Linked DNA regions of Homo sapiens: region 2 is linked to region 1. The links are chromatin loops, found by intact Hi-C in ENCODE. Cell type or tissue: dorsolateral prefrontal cortex. All regions are shown on one strand. Each heading gives the region's core, and the rest is flanking DNA. Links, peaks and the distances in the headings are about the cores only. Region 1 overlaps MTHFD1L (methylenetetrahydrofolate dehydrogenase (NADP+ dependent) 1 like). Region 2 overlaps LOC124901432 (a long non-coding RNA gene).

Region 1 (8,333 bases), core at 242-8,241:
GCACCTGTAGTCCCAGCTACTCGGGAGGCTGAGGCAGGAGAATCGCTTGAACCTGGGAGGTAGAGGTTGCAGTGAGCTGAGATCACACCACTGCACTCCAGCCTGGGCAACAGAGTTAGACTCTGTCTCAAAAAGAAAAAAATGGAGGAAAGTAGTCAATCAATGCTGGTTCTTCCTCCTGTCATGTTCACTTGGAAAGAGAGTGGGCCTCCTGAATTCACCTTCAAGAATTCTCCTGTAACTCAAGGTAACTTTGTCAAACTCCAAGATTGGTTTATTTTGCTCTGGGTTAAAACCAGGAATTAGAAGTCAAGTCTCCTAAAGCACTACTGAACTAAACCAAGACACTGACGTTTTTCCTTCTCCGTGAGAATTGGGAGCCCTTAGTGATATCATAAAACATCAGTCATTTTTGCAAAGAAGGAGGTATGACCCGGAGAAGTCAGCTTGACATTCAGTCGGAATATTGTTTGTTAAATGAGGAGTTAAGGTTGAAAATCATCTCTGTATCCTTCCTCTAGCCTTGCAAACATTTTAAGGTGTAGCCTTGACAGCAAGACAGGATAGTGTTTGTTTTTATTAAAAGGTCTTTCCTGTTCCTTGCGTGAAGCCATTCTCTTGATCCCAGTGGGGGCTGGATGAAGGAAGAGCAAAACAAACCACGAAGACAGCCTGGAGCCGCAGCCAGCTCTGCTGACTTCTGAACTTCACGCTCTCACTGCCCAGATGGCCAGGGGTGTTTCCTCCTCTGCTGGTCTTTTTTAAGGCAGGATGTTTGTTGTTATTGTTGTTGTTTTTCTGGTTGGTTCTTAAGAAATTATTTTCTACATCTTGAAAATGCCAGCTGGAACCTACACCAGTTGTTGGTGGGGTGTGAGAACTATCCTTTACATGGACTTGGAGCATTTGCAACTAGAGCCTCCACATTGAAATAAACATTTAAAAATGCATATCTATGGATATACAGTGGGGGATCTTCCATTGTGGTAAAAATATGTATAACATACAATTTCCCCTTTAATCGCTTTTACATGTATAGTCTGTGGCATTAAGTACATTCACATTGTACATACAGGGTTTAATTAATAGGATCTTAAAACTTAAAAGGGTATTGATGCACATCTCTGTTGCCTTTTACATTTCACAGTAATTAGAAGGGAAAAAACACACTCTAGGTTGAAAGGCTGTCCTTTCTTTTGGTTGTCCTTGTCCCTGGAAAAGCTGTCTTCCCCCTCAGGGCCTTTGACCTCCCCCGGCTCTCCCTCCCATCTTCAGACACGCCCAGGGCCAGCCTGAGTCAGTAGCCCTTTCTTCAGCGCTCCCTCTTCTCCTGTTGTGCATTAGAATGTTTGGAGTGTTCTGTGGAAAGCTGGTCCTTACATTTTCCAGTCAGTTATGCATCTCACTCATAAACCTGTTTCTTCCCCCATGCTCTTTAATATTCTGCTTTCTTAATTATGGTTGAGCTGCCTTTAAACAGTCTTAGATTGTTCAATGTGAGTGGCTTCAACAAGCCTCCCATAAGCCTCTTATCCCCTGGCCCCCTTTCCATGATCCAACCCCAAATCTCCAGATACCCCCTGCTTTTTTTATGTTTTTTTGTTTGTTGGTTGGTTGGTTGGTTTTTGGGTTTTTTTTTTTTTTTTGAGGCAGAGTCTCGCTCTGTCACCCAGGCTGGAGTGCATTGGCACGATCTCGGCTCACTGCAACCTCCACCTCCCGGTTTCAAGCAATTCTTCTGCCTCAGCCTCCTGAGTAGCTGGGATTACAGGTGTGGGCCACTATGCCCAGCAAATTTTTGTATTTTTAGTAAAGGCAGAGTTTCACCATGTTGGCTGGGCTGGTCTCGAACTCCTGACCTCAAGTGATCTGTCCTCCTCAGCCTCCCAAAGTGCCGGGATTACAGGCATGAGCCACTGCACCAAGCCCCGGATACCTCCTGCTTGACCAGACCTTCTGCAAACACACCTTAGATCCCTCTCAAATCTAGATGCTTCTCCAACACTGGCTTCTAGGTTCTTTATGAAACCTCTGCTGGCCGGCAGTATATAACCCACCACCCAGCCTGCCAGGCACGTCATTCAGCTGTGTTAGACAGTTTCGAGGGATCTGCACCTGTCATGAGCACTGGCCCAACCTTCTCAAAGCATCCCACTCATCCCTGTGATTCTGGCAAAGCTTGCCCCAGCTTTCTTTCCTCGATGGTTGAAATAGCACCCAATGAGAAAAAAACAGTGGCCTGTATTTATTATACTTACACATGTCACAAGAATCCCTGTAGTGTCATTGAAAGCTTTCTTCTAGCATGCAAAATGATTGTCACTATGATGTAAGTTTCTAGAAATGCCTTATTTCATCTAAAATTATGAGAGAAGGTAAAATGATGAACTATCAAAGTCACACTACATGTTGGCCGGCTGCCTTCTACCACTCACTCCATCCCTCCCCAGGCTTTCTGACTTAAATTTAGATCACATGAGACCATTGCAGTGGAGAGAGTGTCCACTTTCTCAATCTAAAAGCAAGCTCGTGAAGACCATTAAATATGATCACAGGAACAAACATTAAAGGTACCACACGTAATGGACCACTTAAGACAGAAAACTACGATCTTAGGGTTTAGGGGAAAAAAACACTCAAACAGCACAGGCTTCCAGTCTCCCCAGTCTCTGAGAGGTTGGGATTTTTTTTTTTAATAAAGTACAAGGGCTCCTTGAACATGAACACGGAACGAGCGTTGCACCTGTATTCATTCATTTCGCTCTTGTAACACATTGATGTTCCTAAGTCAGATTTGTAGAAGAGGAACGAGCAGATGCATCATGAGAACACTGTGCTTGGCCAGGCGCGGCGGCTCATGCCTGTAATCCTAGCACTTAGGGAGGCCAAGGTAGGAGGATCGCTAGAATCGAGGAGTTCAAGACTAACCTGGGTGACATGGCAGATCCTGTCTCTACTAAAAATATTTTAAAAATTAGCCAGGCATAGTGGCACATGCACTGTAGTCTCAGCTACTCAGGAGGCTGAGGTGGGAGGATTGCTTGAGCTTGGGAGGCAGAGGTTGCAGTGAGCCAAGATCACCCCACTGCATTCCAGCCTAAGCAACAGAGCCAAGCTCAAAAAAAAAAGGCCAGGCACGATGGCTCCCTCCTATAATCTCAACCCTTTGGGAGACTGAGGCGGGCAGATCACTTGAAGTCAGGAGTTGGAGACCAGCCTGGCCAACATGGCAAAACCCCATCTGTACTAAAAATACAAAAATGAGCCGGGCATCGTGGTGCGTGCCTGTAATTCCAGCTACTCTGGAGGCTAAGGCCCAAGAATCACTTGAACCTGGGAAGTGGAGGTTGCGGTGAGCCAAGAACATGCCACTACACACCATCATGCCCGGCCTGTTTTTTTTGTGTGTGTTTGTTTTGGGTTTTTTTTGAGCCTGGGCAACAGAACAAGACTCTGTCTCAAAGAAAACAAAACAGAACACTGTACATGAGTGTTCCTGGGCCCAGCAGAGTGCTCGAACCAGTCAGCACTTTGCCCTCTTTTGGGTGAGATGAGATCTTTAAAATCACTTATTCCCATATATTCCGTTTTTTGGCATTGCTACACTATTCTATTTGAGAGTAATAAAAGATTACCCATGTGGATTTCTTACTATTTCATGTGGAGAAATGCAGCTTTTCTAGCGGCGAGCCTTTCTTCCATTTCCCAGAGTCCGGTTACCCTCACCGCACCCCAGGTTTGCCGTAGAAGGATGAGATTCCCTACATGTAGGCGTCTTCAGAGTGAACCTGTTGCTCAGGGCCCGCGAGCCCACAGGGCTCCATGCCCACTGAGCAGGCTCGTGGACGTCGGCACGTAGCTCAGATGTGCTGATTTCCAGCCAAGGACATGCTTTGTGTCAACGATACAGGGGCCTGTTGTTCTCAGTAACAAGGGCAGAGCCGCTCCCGGGACTCCAGTTGGTATTGGTAATGCAAGCCCTTGCACCTAGTGTGGTGTGGTCAGTATAAATTAATATCGACAGCTTCATGTTGTACTTTAATTTGAAGTACAGGAAAGGCTGCTTGCCAAACTGTATTTGTAGATCATTTAAAATTTATGCTTCATTTAAAATGCAAAATACGAATGGAAATAATTACTGTGTATCCGGAAATGTCTATTCAACTTACAAGTTTATTAATTGATCCTTCTCTTTACATGTTTTACGGGACTTGGAATACACTTTGCTAATATCACAGCATAGGAAGATTTAACCCATATGAATTCAACTCTGTAGCCTTGGTGAAAGAAAAGAACCATGTATTTGTCATTCACTGTGGCCCCCGATGTATGCCAACGACTTCATTTGGTGCAGGGCTGAAGAAATGGCAGTGTGTTCCAATACTTCACAACAGTGGGGCCTCATTAAGAGATGCTAGGGTATTGAGAGTGGAGTGTTACATAGTGTTTTTCATAGGTCTTCTAAAAGATTTTTCAGAGTTGCTGACTTAAGAATTTGGCCTCTGAGTAAGATGAGACGCCCCTACTACGTTATAAAGCCTTCATGGATCTTTATTTCTAACAGTTCATTTTTAAACTTTTGTTCCATTTCATTTTATTTTGTCCATTTTTTGTCATCAAAAAATTATTTTAAAATGTAACAGCTCTTCTAGAATGTACAGATCAATTTTATTCCACTAAAAAACAGGACTTCAATAATTTAATTGAAGAATTCTAGTGAGCATTTCCAGAGCCTTTCCAAGAAAGCTATACTGTTTAACTTTGAGTGACTCAGCTTCTAGGACCCTGGTCCACCACACCTACAAAATGAATTTAATAAAGCATGAAGGTCACCAAATCCTCTACTATTTCTTCGTGGAGTCATTCAGCTAGTGTTTATGTTGTGCCTGCTCTGTGCGAGAGACTGTGCCACCAATATAACCACTGGTCACAGTTATTTTCTAGAGCCATACTGCCTGATATCCCATGTGGCTAAGATTGACAGTTCAGTTTCTGGATTGTTCCAGTCCCATTTCCAGTGCTTTTAATAGCCACATGAGGCCAGTGAACACACGATACATCTTCCATTGTGATAGAAAGTGGCAGTGGACAGCTTTGTTCTAGAGTATTTCCGTTTCTGAAATACATGTTTAAGAAGTTTGGAAAGGAATTAGTGTAGAGTATGAGAAGGGTTACATTTTTGGTGAATATGAAGATTTAACATAATGTTAGTTCAAAAATGACCAAAGACACAAGTGTAGACACCAGGCTTTTGAAGTAGCTAATATGTTAAGCAGCTGTGCATTATATAGACAGAATATTCACTATGTCCCACTCAGCCCTGTGTTTGACACCATTTCACCTTGGCTTCTGCCTTTCTTTCCCTTCTTTGCCTATTGAGATTTTTCCTGTCCTTTCTATCCTTTTTTTTTTTTTTTTTTTTTTTTTTTGAGGCAGAGTCTTGCTGTGTCACCAGGCTGGAGTCCAGTGGCACGATCTCAGCTCACTGCAGTCTCCACCTCCCGGGTTCAAGTGATTCTCCTGCCTCACCCTCCCAAGTAGCTTTGACTACAGGAATGCGCCACCACTCCCAGCTAATTTTTGTATTATTTAAATAGAGATGGGGTTTCACCATGTTGGCCAGGATGGTCTCGATCTCTTAACCTCATGATCCGCCCACCTTGGCCTCCCAAAGTGCTGGGATTACAGGTGTGAGCCACCGCACCAGGCCTCCTGTCCTTTCTTTAATGCACTATTCCAGCTTTTTTTTTAATATCTTGCCAGCTTTTGCTGATTTTCATGCCTCCCTCTGCAACCTGTGATCTCTTGACTTTAATAGTAATGTTTATACAGAGTCTTGACTGCACACTCTCTTCTGTCATCGTTGTTTGTTGTGTCTCATTGTCCCCAATCCATCAGAAGTTCTTGGTACACAAAGTCCCTGAAGCTGTATGAACAATGCCCTGACGTCTTGAAAGGACTTGCCATAGGTGGTTATTTGATCACTTAGCAGATGCCTTTGGGATCCTACTTTGTGCAGGCCACTCTCCAAGGCACAATGTGGCAAGTAAATATATTAGTCAATATTTACAGAACCAAGAGAAAGCCAGCAATGATTAATGCATAAACAGTCATAAATTGGCCATTTTATTTGTTTATAAAAGCTATCATTTACTACAGAGAAGTACAAGTGAATATCAAGCTCAGATCAAGACCTTTGGACTGAGCTTGGCTTTTTTTTTTTTTTTCTTTAAAGATTACACTTCTCCCCCAAATCAAGCAGATTAACCATAGGAAGTTCCTTGCCTGCTAACAGAATATAAATAGATTGCATGCAAGGGGAAGGACCTTATCAGGGCAGATTTTAGTATTTACACTAAACCCAAAAGATTATTTCCTTAATTGTACTTGTGAGTGAAAAACAAAAATTGTAGCAGGAGTCCCAAGAGCACTCTGGCCATGGGCTTTTGAGCTGTGAGTTGAAGCACTTTATTCAGCATGTGGCTGCAGGGTTGTAGCTCAGGTTGTAGACAGTGCATTCTCTTCAGGTCCCAGGAAACAGTGTCATACCTGTGGAAGCCACCAGAATGCACCTTCATCTTCTCCAGTGGTGGCGAGGTTGAGGCCAAGCATCAGAAGTGCTGAGTGCTGGGAAACTGTGGGGCTGGATAGATGGCAGTGCCTGCTGGGAAGCACACAGCCCTGGGTTGAGGCAGGGAAGCAGGGCCGCCCAGTTGGGATTCATTCGTACTACTGGCCCCTCACAGTACCGTCATGTGTGGGTGGTCGCGCTTGTCCTACAGGAAGTAAACCACAACTACTCATCTCACACAGTCAGCCCGGCACCTCCTTGGAATTCCCAAAACACTTTCCAATAAACATTGGAAAGGAAGAAAGTTTAGTTGGTAACAAAAAAATGTATGTTGCCTTACGCCCAAAAGCATTGAAAGCAGGGACTCAAGCAGGTACTCATGCAGCCCTGTTGATAGCAGCATTGTTCCCAGTAGCTGAAAGGTGGGAACCCCCTTGTCTGTCAGCGGGGATCAGCTAAATATGGCACACACATACTATGGAACATTATTCAGCCTTGGGAAGGACACCTCCTATCACACGGATGAACCTTGAGAACATTATGCTAAATGAAATACACCAGACACGGAAGGACAGATACTGCTTGATTCCACTTGTAGGGGCCTGTAGAGCCGTCACATTCATAGACAGGAAGTAGAATGGTGGTTGTCAGGGGCCAAGGGGAGGGGCATGGAAAGTTGCTGCTTAATGGGTACAGTTTCAGTTTTGCTAAATACAGAGAGTTCTGGAGGTTGGTTGCCCGACACCATAAATGGACTTAACGCTACTGAACTGTACACTTAGAAATGGTTAAAATGGTAAATTAGGCCAGGCATGGTAGCTTGCGGCTGTAATCCCAGCACTTTGGAAGTCTGAGGCAGGCAGATCACTTGAGCCCAGGAGTTCAAGACCAGCCTGGACAACATAGCAAGACCCCCATCTCTACAACAATTTTAGAAATTAGCTGGTGGCTTACACCTGTAGTCATAGCTACACAGTATGCTGAGGTAAGAGGATCACTTGAGCCCAGGAAGTTGAGGCTGCAGTGAGCCGTGATCACATCACCGAACTCCAGAATGAGACCCTGGGTCACAAAAAAAGAAAAGAAGATGGTAAATTATATGTTATGTGTACGTTACCAAAATTAAAGTTCTTAAAAATATATATTTTAGGCCAGACACAGTGGCTCACACCTGAAATCCCAGCACTTTGGGAGGCCGAGGCAGGCAGATCACCTGAGGTCAGGAGTTCAAGACCAGCCTGGCCAACATAGTGAAACCCCATCTCTACTAAAAATACAAAAATTAGCCAGGCGTGGTGGCGGGAGCCTGTAATCCCAGCTGTTCGGGAGGCTGAGGCAGAAAGAATTGCTTGACCCAGAAGGCAGAGGTTACCGTGAGCCAAGATCGCGCCACTACACTACCAGCCTGGGTAACAGAGTGAGACTCTGTCTCAAATAAATAAATAAATAATATATATATACATATTATATAGATAGATAGATAGATTTCTTACAAAACATTTTCGTGTTTAAAAATAACAAATCAGGCCAGGCACAGTGGCTCACGCCTGTAATCCCAGCACTTTGGGAGGCCGAGGCAAGCGGATCACCTGAGGTCAGGAGTTTGAGACCAGCCTGACCAACATGGTGAAACCCTGTCTCTACTAAAAATACAAAATTAGCCGGGCGTGGTGGCACATGCCTGTAATCCCAGCTACTTGGGAGGCTGAGGCAGGAGAATCACTTGAACCCAGGAGGCAGAGGTTGCAGTCAGCCAAGATCT
Region 2 (8,333 bases), core at 262-8,261, 120 kb after region 1:
CAGGCTCCGGACTCATGAACCACTTCTTAGGGGAGTATGCAAACCAGGAGAACCAGAGGCCCAGATCTGTAGTACCTGTGTGGTTGGTTATTTAGTGCATCTCTACCTGCCCAGAAGGGCAGAAACAAGAGGTTTGGAGAGCATGTGCCTTGTTCACGGCTGCATCCCCAGTGCCTAGAACAGTGCCTGGCTGAGACAAAATTCCAATTATTTAGAGGGTAGAGGAAACAGGTGGATGCACGGTCCTTTTCACACTGACCATTGCTACTTGCGGGCAGGGAGACCAGGGAGGAGCCCAGGGCAAGGGAGGCCCCCACACCTAGGAGATTTTTGAAGTCAGAAACACACCCTAAAGATGCTCATGGCCTCTCATCTGCCTTTCTCCACCAGCCCTCACGTTGTACTTGGTGAATACGCTGCTCCGACTTTAAAGTTTCTTCCTAATAAGAGAGATCTAGGTTTAATTAAACCCAAGTAATAGAAAACAAGGGCATTTGGGCACATTCGGCTCACACAACAGGATTCCCTACTTAGCCTGTCCACTAAAGGGAGTTTCTACTGTCAAAGTTATTATTGCCCTCTGTGTGAAAGAAGAAATGTGTACAAAGCACTATGAGTTAATTAATAATTGTTGATTGACAGTGATTGGCATGTAATATTGGTGCCCCAAAAGAAATTTTAAAAACAGGTTTCTTTAATCTTTGAAAAATGCCACGTGAAGAGGGTCTTCATTCTCGGTGTTACTCTCCCCACCATGCCAGCTCCCCCTATATTCCTGTTGATTTGAGGGATTGTTCTTAACAGAAATAAGTTGATTTATTCCTGTTGATTACAGGGATTCCTGTAATCCCTGATGTATTCCTATTGGTTTTGTCCCAAGTTCAGTGCCAAAATTGCTCTGGTTGGGAGAAAACTTGAAAATGGCCATTATCCAAACCTAAAGCTGTTCCCAGCTGGTCCTAAGGCTACAGATGTTTCTCTACAACAGCCCAAATCACAGAGACAGGGGATTGGCCTACACACGGTGCTTCAGAGGCTCCCCTGAAGCCGACCCAAGGGGAGTCTACTCTACATGCTTGGGACCCTGCAGGAACCAGATAAAGATGTAGTCTTTGGACCATCGCATCTAGTGGCAGTAATATTTATTGAGCACTTACTATGTGCCGGGCACAGTTACTCATTTAATACTCACATGATCCCCAAGGAAGAAGTTACCATCATCATCCCCATATTATAGATGCAAAAACTGAAGCCCAGAAAGATTAAGTCACTTGTGAAAAATATGGCAGGGCCCAGACTTGCTGCCAGGCAGGCAGGCAGCAGAGGCGGCATGCTTAGCTGCAAGGCTATGTTGCTTTTGTCCAACTCTTGCCTTTTTTGCTGTTGTAGCCATTTTTGTTTTGCCAACATACAAAAAGAGTTTAATACATGAAAGTTATCTAAAGCCATTCAGTCTCTTCTTTCCCTCTAGAAGCCAAAGCTGGAGAGATTCCAATCACGGCATCACTGCGCATAGACATTCTCCTTTTAAATGCAAACACCTTTGATAAGAGTAACTCAGGCCTGAAAAGAGAGCTCCCAGAGGACCAGGACCTTCTTTATCTGCATGCCCAGGACTAAGCAGGGTATCGGGTAGTGGGTGCTCAGTAAGTATTTCTTGAATGAACCTTGGTGAGTATTTAATGGTTTCATGTACCTTGTTTTATGAGAACAAACTTTTGTTGAGTGATTGCTTTAGCCTCCTAGTCTGTTAGGCTCTAAATATAGCAAAGAATGTAATCTAGTTCCTGTCCTAAAGGAGCTTCCGGCCTACTGGGAGAAGAAAGAGACTAGTAAGCAAATAATTACAGAAAAATAAAGCCACAGTGGGTGTGTATAGCATTGCCCTATGGGAACACGGGGCAGGACAGCCTAAGACAATCTGGGCGTGTGCGTGGGAGGATTAAAGGAATTTCCAGTAGTGCGGGGAGGCTGGAATCTACAGTAGTCCCAGGAATGGCCCCAGGAGGAGTGCCTTCAGTGGAGGCTGGGAAGGGAAGGAGGCCAGATCACAGAGGGTTTGTATACAGACAGGGTCCAGGTGGGCCAGGCCACGCCCTACATTTTGGCATAGCTATTAATAGTCTCCCATTACTCACTAGAGCATCCCAATCAATTATGCAGACATCCTATTTATATTTATGTAATATGTACCATATATATACATATATATATGTATATATATATAGACTAAGGACTTGAACTTCATCCAACCACTTGCATTGCAAATGTAGAGGAATGTTAAGATAATAAGATAGGCCAGGCGCGGTGGTTCATGCCTGTAATCCCAGCACTTTGGGAGGCCGAGGCCGGTGGATCACGAGGTCAGGAGATTGAGACCATTCTGGCTAACATGGTGAAACACCATCTCTACTAAAAATACAAAAAATTAGCCGGGTGTGGTGGCGGGCGCCTGTAGTCCCAGCTACTCGGGAGGCTGAGGCAGGAGAATGGTGTGAACCCGGGAGGCGGAGCTGCAGTGAGCCAAGATCCTGCCACTGCACTCCAGCCTGGGCGATAAAACGAGACTCCATCTCAGAAAAAAAAAAGATGATAAGATCAATAGAATGTAGATTTGACCTGGGAAGAGGAGGAATAATCAGAGTCCAGTTGTGCACATATGTAACTGCCCACACCCGGCTTCAGGGGTTCTGCGTCAGAATCACTTGGGGTTTCATAAAATGGACAGTCACCCTAACTCAGTCAGACTCTCTAGAGGAGAAGCTGCGGAAACTGTAGGGTTAACAAGCCACCCAGATCATTTTCATGCGCTCCAAAGTATGGAAACCACAGACTGAAACATCACCAAGCTAACAGGTGCCTGAATGAGGTAGGAGGAGGGGGGCATAGCAGCTCTGCTCCAATGCTGTGTCTGCTGAGGGACAGGCCCGCAGGCCCCACAGAGTCTGCTCTGAGTATCCAGGGGCAGAGGAGGACATCTGCTCCTGGGAGTGGGGAGAGAAAATAAAGTAAGAACTATAACTAATCACCAGGCCAGGCAAGGTGGCTCATGCCTGTAATGCCAGCACTTTGGGAGGGCGAGGTGGGTGGATTGCTTGAGGCCAGGAGTTCAAGACCAACCGGGCCAACATGGTGAAACCCTGTCTCTACGAAAAATACAAAAATTAGCTGGGCATGATGGTGTGTGCCTTTAGTCCCAGCTACATAGGAGGCTGAGGCAGGAGAATCCCTTGAACCGAGGAGATGGAGGTTGCAGTGAGCCATGATTGTGCCACTGCACTCCAGCCTGGGCAACAGAGTGAGACACTGTCCCCCCTCCAAAAAAACGAAACAAAAAACCACACACACACAAAAACTAATCACCACCTTCATAAAAGCATCCAGGGCTGCCCTCATATTCAAGGCTTGTGCAGAGATAGAGAAAGAACAGGCAGTAGAGGAAAGGACGGCAGGAAGAAGGAGCCAGCAAAGCCAGGACTCTGCTGGGAACAGAGGGCATTGGGCTGTGGGGCAGGAAGTTAAAATCCAGGAGTGTCCTACCCGTGCAGGATGTCCCATCACATTCTTTTCGTAAAGGGCCCCCTGCGTCCTGTGCAGGCTGTGAATTGACATCAGCCCCTGCCTGACCTCCACCCCCAGCAAGCTTGCAGCCAAGCTGCAAACAGAATTCATGTCTCCTGATTCCTAAAGGTTCATTCTGAAAAAAGAAGGAAATAAAGAGAGAGAAAAAGAAAGAGAAAGAAAGAGAGAGGGGCTGGATGTGGTGGCTCATGCCTGTAATCCCAGCACTTTGGGAAGCTGAGGTGGGCAGATTGCTTGAGCCAAGTAGGTCAAGGCTGCAGTGAGCCGTAATCGTGCCACCGTACTCCAGTCTGGGTGACAGATTGAGATCCTGTCTCAAAAAAAAGAAAAGGAAAGACAGAAGAAAGGAAGAAAACAGAGAAAGAGAGGGAAAAATAGAGAGAGAAGAGAGTAGAAAAGATAGAAAGAAAAGGAAGGAAGGAAAAGAAAAAGGAAGAAAGAAAGAGAGAAAGAAAAAAGGACCAAACTTAGAACTGTTGTGAGTTTGGGCAGGAAAGAGAAGGCCAGCTGAGTCACCGTCATCAAGCAACGACACTTGGAACATCTCCTGGCATCAGGGTTTTCAGGAAAGGGCCCATTTTCTAACCTACCAGCGAGCACAAGGAAGATACCTGTTGGCAGGTAGCTTTCATGTACACTGACACTTTCCACCGTGTTCAAACTATCAGCTAAACCTGTCAATATTTTCCTTCTCCTCAGCTCTCCCTCTCCTCTTTGGCCGCCTATCCTTTTTTTTTTTTTTTTTTTTTTTTTTTTTTTTTTTTGAGATGGAGTCTTGCTCTGTCACCCAGGCTGGAGTGCAGTGGTGCCATCTCAGCTCACTGCAAGCTCTGCCTCCCGGGTTCACACCATTCTCCTGCCTCAGCCTCCCGAGTAGCTGGGACTACAGGCACCTGCCACCACGCCCAGCTAATTTTTTGTTTTCTCTTTTTTTTTTTAGTAGAGACGGGGTTTCACCATGTTGGCCAGGATGGTCTCGATCTCCTGACCTCGTGATCTGCCCGCCTCGGCCTCCCAAAGTGTTGGGATTATAGGCGTGAGCCACCGCACCTAGCCTGCTCCTATCCTTATTGATTGCCACCCTTCTCAAGACCCTCTGTAAAATTTCTGCATTCCTTCTAAACACAGAGCCCAAACAGCAAAAAGGATCTAATCAACAACAAACTCCCTGTTCTTATTTGCCAGACTTTTAATATTGTTTTAAGACACAGTTAACTTGCATTCAGTTTACAGCTCACTGTTGCTTATGTTCACTTCAGAGAAGTCTGTCTTTCTCAGCAATATAAAAACTGAAAACATTCTTCCTTAATTTGTATCTGGGTAGTTTTACTCTTAACTCAGTTGAGCTGCTTTAGGTCAAATGGTATCCCAAAATTTCCTAAAGTATGTTTCTCAGAGCAGGAGTATTAGATTATGTTCCTGGCTTAGGGATCAAATTAGGTGGAAGGGAGGTGGTAATGCAGACATCTCTTGGAGATTTACAATGATGGTAGCATGTAGAAGGCTGCGAGAAGTCTGCATTTTTCTAATTAAGTATTGCCCTGCTTACTAGCCTACTCCTGACACTGCAACCTCTAGCATCTCTTTCTGACTTCCCGGGAGCAAGGGCTTTCCTGGTGCTGGACCAACATGTCTCCCTAAATCCTCCACGTGGCAAAATGATATTCCTCACTATGTTGCTGATGACAAGTTTCAGGGTTTTTTCTTTCCCCAAATGAAATAAATGTCTTTGATTGCTTTTTATTATTATTACAACTATTTTTCATATTACTATATATTATATAATTTATTATTATATTATATATTAATAACAAGCAATACAGAGCAGCAAAAGAATGTAAAACATCTACGCTCTCAACAAAAACCACCGTCAACATTTCTTTCTAGATTTTTCTTTTTTTTTTTTTTGAGACAGAGTCTGGCTCTATCGCCCAGGCTGGAGTGCAGTGGCGCTATCTCAGCTCACTGCCAGCTCCACCTCCCAGGTTCATGCCATTCTCCTGCCTCCGTCTCCCAAGTAGCTGGGACTACAGGCACCCGCCACCACGCCTGGCTATTTTTTGTATTTTTAGTAGACACGGGGTTTCACCGTGTTAGCCAGGATGGTCTCAATCTCCTGACCTCGTGATCCGCCCGCCTCAGCCTCCCAAAGTGCTGGGATTACAGGCGTGAGCCACCGCGCCCAGCCGTTCTTTCTAGATTTTTCTAGGTATAATGTGTAATACATGTGCTTACGTATTTTTTTATGAGTTCATACCGTAATGTATTTTTTTAACTTATCAGTGATTTGAAGCTCACCATAATGTATTTTTATACAAGTAAATTAGTAACATCTTTCCACATCGAGAGTTCCATTTCTGTAATGTTATTTTAACAGCTACATAGGATTGTTTTGTATGACTGCAGCATAATTAATTAATTGATCCCCTATGGTGAGACATGTGGATTGTTTTCAGCTTTCCTTTATTCCAAGCAGAACTGTGATGAACATTTTTAGAGTTACAGCCTTGCACGTTTTCTCAGTTATTTCCTCAGGGTAGATTCCCGGAAGTAGAATTACAATGTTCCTTTTGACATGGTGCTGAGATCACGGGTAAGCACCAAGTGTGTGCAGGTAGGTCCCAGTGGTGGGTTAGGAACAGGCAGGATCCCCTGTTCCCTTCTCACAGGGACGGCACATTCACGTGCCCCACAATGCTTCTGCTAGTCTCCTTGACAAAGTACCACCAACGTGGTGGCTTCAAACAACAGAAATTTCTCTTAGTTCTGGAGGCCAGAAGTTTGAAATCAGACTGGGCATGGTGGCTTATGCCTGTAATCCCAGCACTTTGGGCGGCCAAGGCCAGTGGATAGCCTGAAGTCAGGAGTTTGAGACCAGCCTGGCCAACATGGCAAAACCCCATCTCTACTAAAAATACAAAAAATTAGCTGGGCATGGTGGCCAGCGCCTGTAATTCCAGCTACTCAAGAGGCTGAGGCAGGAGAATCGCTTGAGCCCAGGAGGCGGAGGTTGCAGTGAGCTGAGATTGGGCCACTGCACTCCAGCCTGGGCAACAGAGCGAGACTCCATCCAAAAAAAAAAAAAGTTAGAAATCAAAGGATTGGCAGGGCCACACTCCCTCTGAAGGCTCCACGGGAGAATCCTACCTCATCTCTTCCAGCTTCTGGTGGTCCCAGGCATTCCTTGGCTTGTGGCTGCATCACTCCAATCTCTGCCTCTGTCTTCACAAGACTTCCTCCTCTTCTCTCTCGATCTGTGTTTTCTTCTCTTCTCTCTCTTATAAGGACTCTTGTCATTGGATTTACAGCCCACCACATAAGTCAGGATGATCTCAGCTCAAGATCTTTAACTTAATTACATCTGCAAAGATCCTTTTTCCAAAGAACATCACCTTATGGGCTCCAGGGATTAAGGCAAGGCATGTCTTTGCAGGGGCCACCATGAAACCCATTGAGATGTGCTTCCAGGCTAGAAAGAGTGGCCTTCAAACTGGTACACACATGCATACATATGTGAGCAGGGGACATTCTTACCAAGTACAATCTTATGTGACACCCCAATATATAAAGGGGGTAAGTGGAGCTGTTTGGCTGAGGTGGAATGCAGGGAGAGCAGCATCACTCCATCAAGGACACACTGGATTGTAGGGGACGCAAGGACTCCAAGCCCTCGATGTCTTTCAAAGGAGGTCAGAGGGAGGGCCACATTGTACTTGCTGTCCTTGGGAGAACGCCCCAAACCCTCCCTCTCTGGCTCTGCGCCTTGGCCCACACAGGCCCCGTCTCTTTGCCACCACAGAGAGAATCAGGCACCCAGAGAAGTTCTGCACATGATAAGAAGGACTTGGGTGAGAATCACACGGAGGTCCTGACTTACAGTTTTTTTGAAAAGCAAATCATTCGCATATCTCAGCAAAAGTCCTCAAAGGACATTCCTGAGTTTCAGTGGGAGGAAAAATGAGTTGCTTTCTGAGCCCTCTCAGCACCTTTCTGGACTGGTGAATGTTACAATATGCTGTGTTGCTACAACTTTATCTACAAACTGGGCCCGAGCGTCCGACACAGACTGTTCCTGCACTCACAAATGACGGTGTATTCCAGAAGTTCATTTGTAGGTGAGTTGTTTGCATCTCAGAAAGCCTTTTCCCTCTGTCGGGGGCTAGAGATCTCAATGTCTATTGATTGTTACAGACAGCAAGACAGAGCTCTTGTAGCTGGCTGGCCTCCACCGTGGGCCTCGCAGAGCCCCCAGACTCAGAGCCCTGGGCAACACTGGGCTTGAAAGCAGGGCTAGAAGGGAAGGGCAAAATGGGGCACAGGGTCTCCCAGGCACTCAGCAGTCATGGGCATTGCTGAGGGGGTGCCAAGGACAAGAGGGTTGAGGGGCAAGACGGTCACCATGGGGGTGGCTGCAGAAGGCCGGAGCAATCTGTATGTCAGATAACTTGGTGGGGCAGGCCTGCCTGTATTGTTGCCATCTGGCTAATAAGGATTTGAAGGCTGTGAAAGGGAAGGGGTTTTGCTGTAATCGTTTCCTAGGGCTGCTAGGAAAACCAAGTGCCACCAACTGAGTGGCTTAAAGCAACAGAAATGTATTCTCTCGCAGTTCTGGAGGCTGCAAGTCTGAGATCAAGGTGTCAGCAGAGCTGTGCTCTCTCTCCCGCCTTCTGGTTGTTGCCAGCAATGCTTGGCGTTCCTGGCCTGCGGCTGCATGACACATTTCTCTGCCTCCGGTGCTCCATGGCCACCTC

What was found. Hi-C counts contacts between places; a loop is a spot of excess contacts. Peaks named below come from ENCODE experiments on the same cell type or tissue, not always from the same donor. Only the 100,000 strongest peaks of a DNase experiment are listed, where the experiment ranks them.
Region 2: a loop joins it to region 1, with 1.9 times the contacts of the local background. A loop is called at or near these places in 5 of 110 quality-filtered maps.

The regions. Positions count from the first base shown.
Region 1 is chr6:151,021,419-151,029,751 of GRCh38, forward strand. All of the region lies in intron 24 of MTHFD1L (methylenetetrahydrofolate dehydrogenase (NADP+ dependent) 1 like), which reads left to right. Among named protein-coding and RNA genes, the nearest start is that of MIR12131, 77 kb to the right of the region's middle. In dorsolateral prefrontal cortex, for the core only: no CTCF peak of the experiment used is centred there; a DNase peak (open chromatin) is centred at 3,883; H3K27ac peaks cover 2,117 bases.
Region 2 is chr6:151,140,008-151,148,340 of GRCh38, forward strand. All of the region lies in intron 1 of LOC124901432 (a long non-coding RNA gene), which reads right to left. Among named protein-coding and RNA genes, the nearest start is that of MIR12131, 41 kb to the left of the region's middle. In dorsolateral prefrontal cortex, for the core only: no CTCF peak of the experiment used is centred there; no DNase peak of the experiment used is centred there.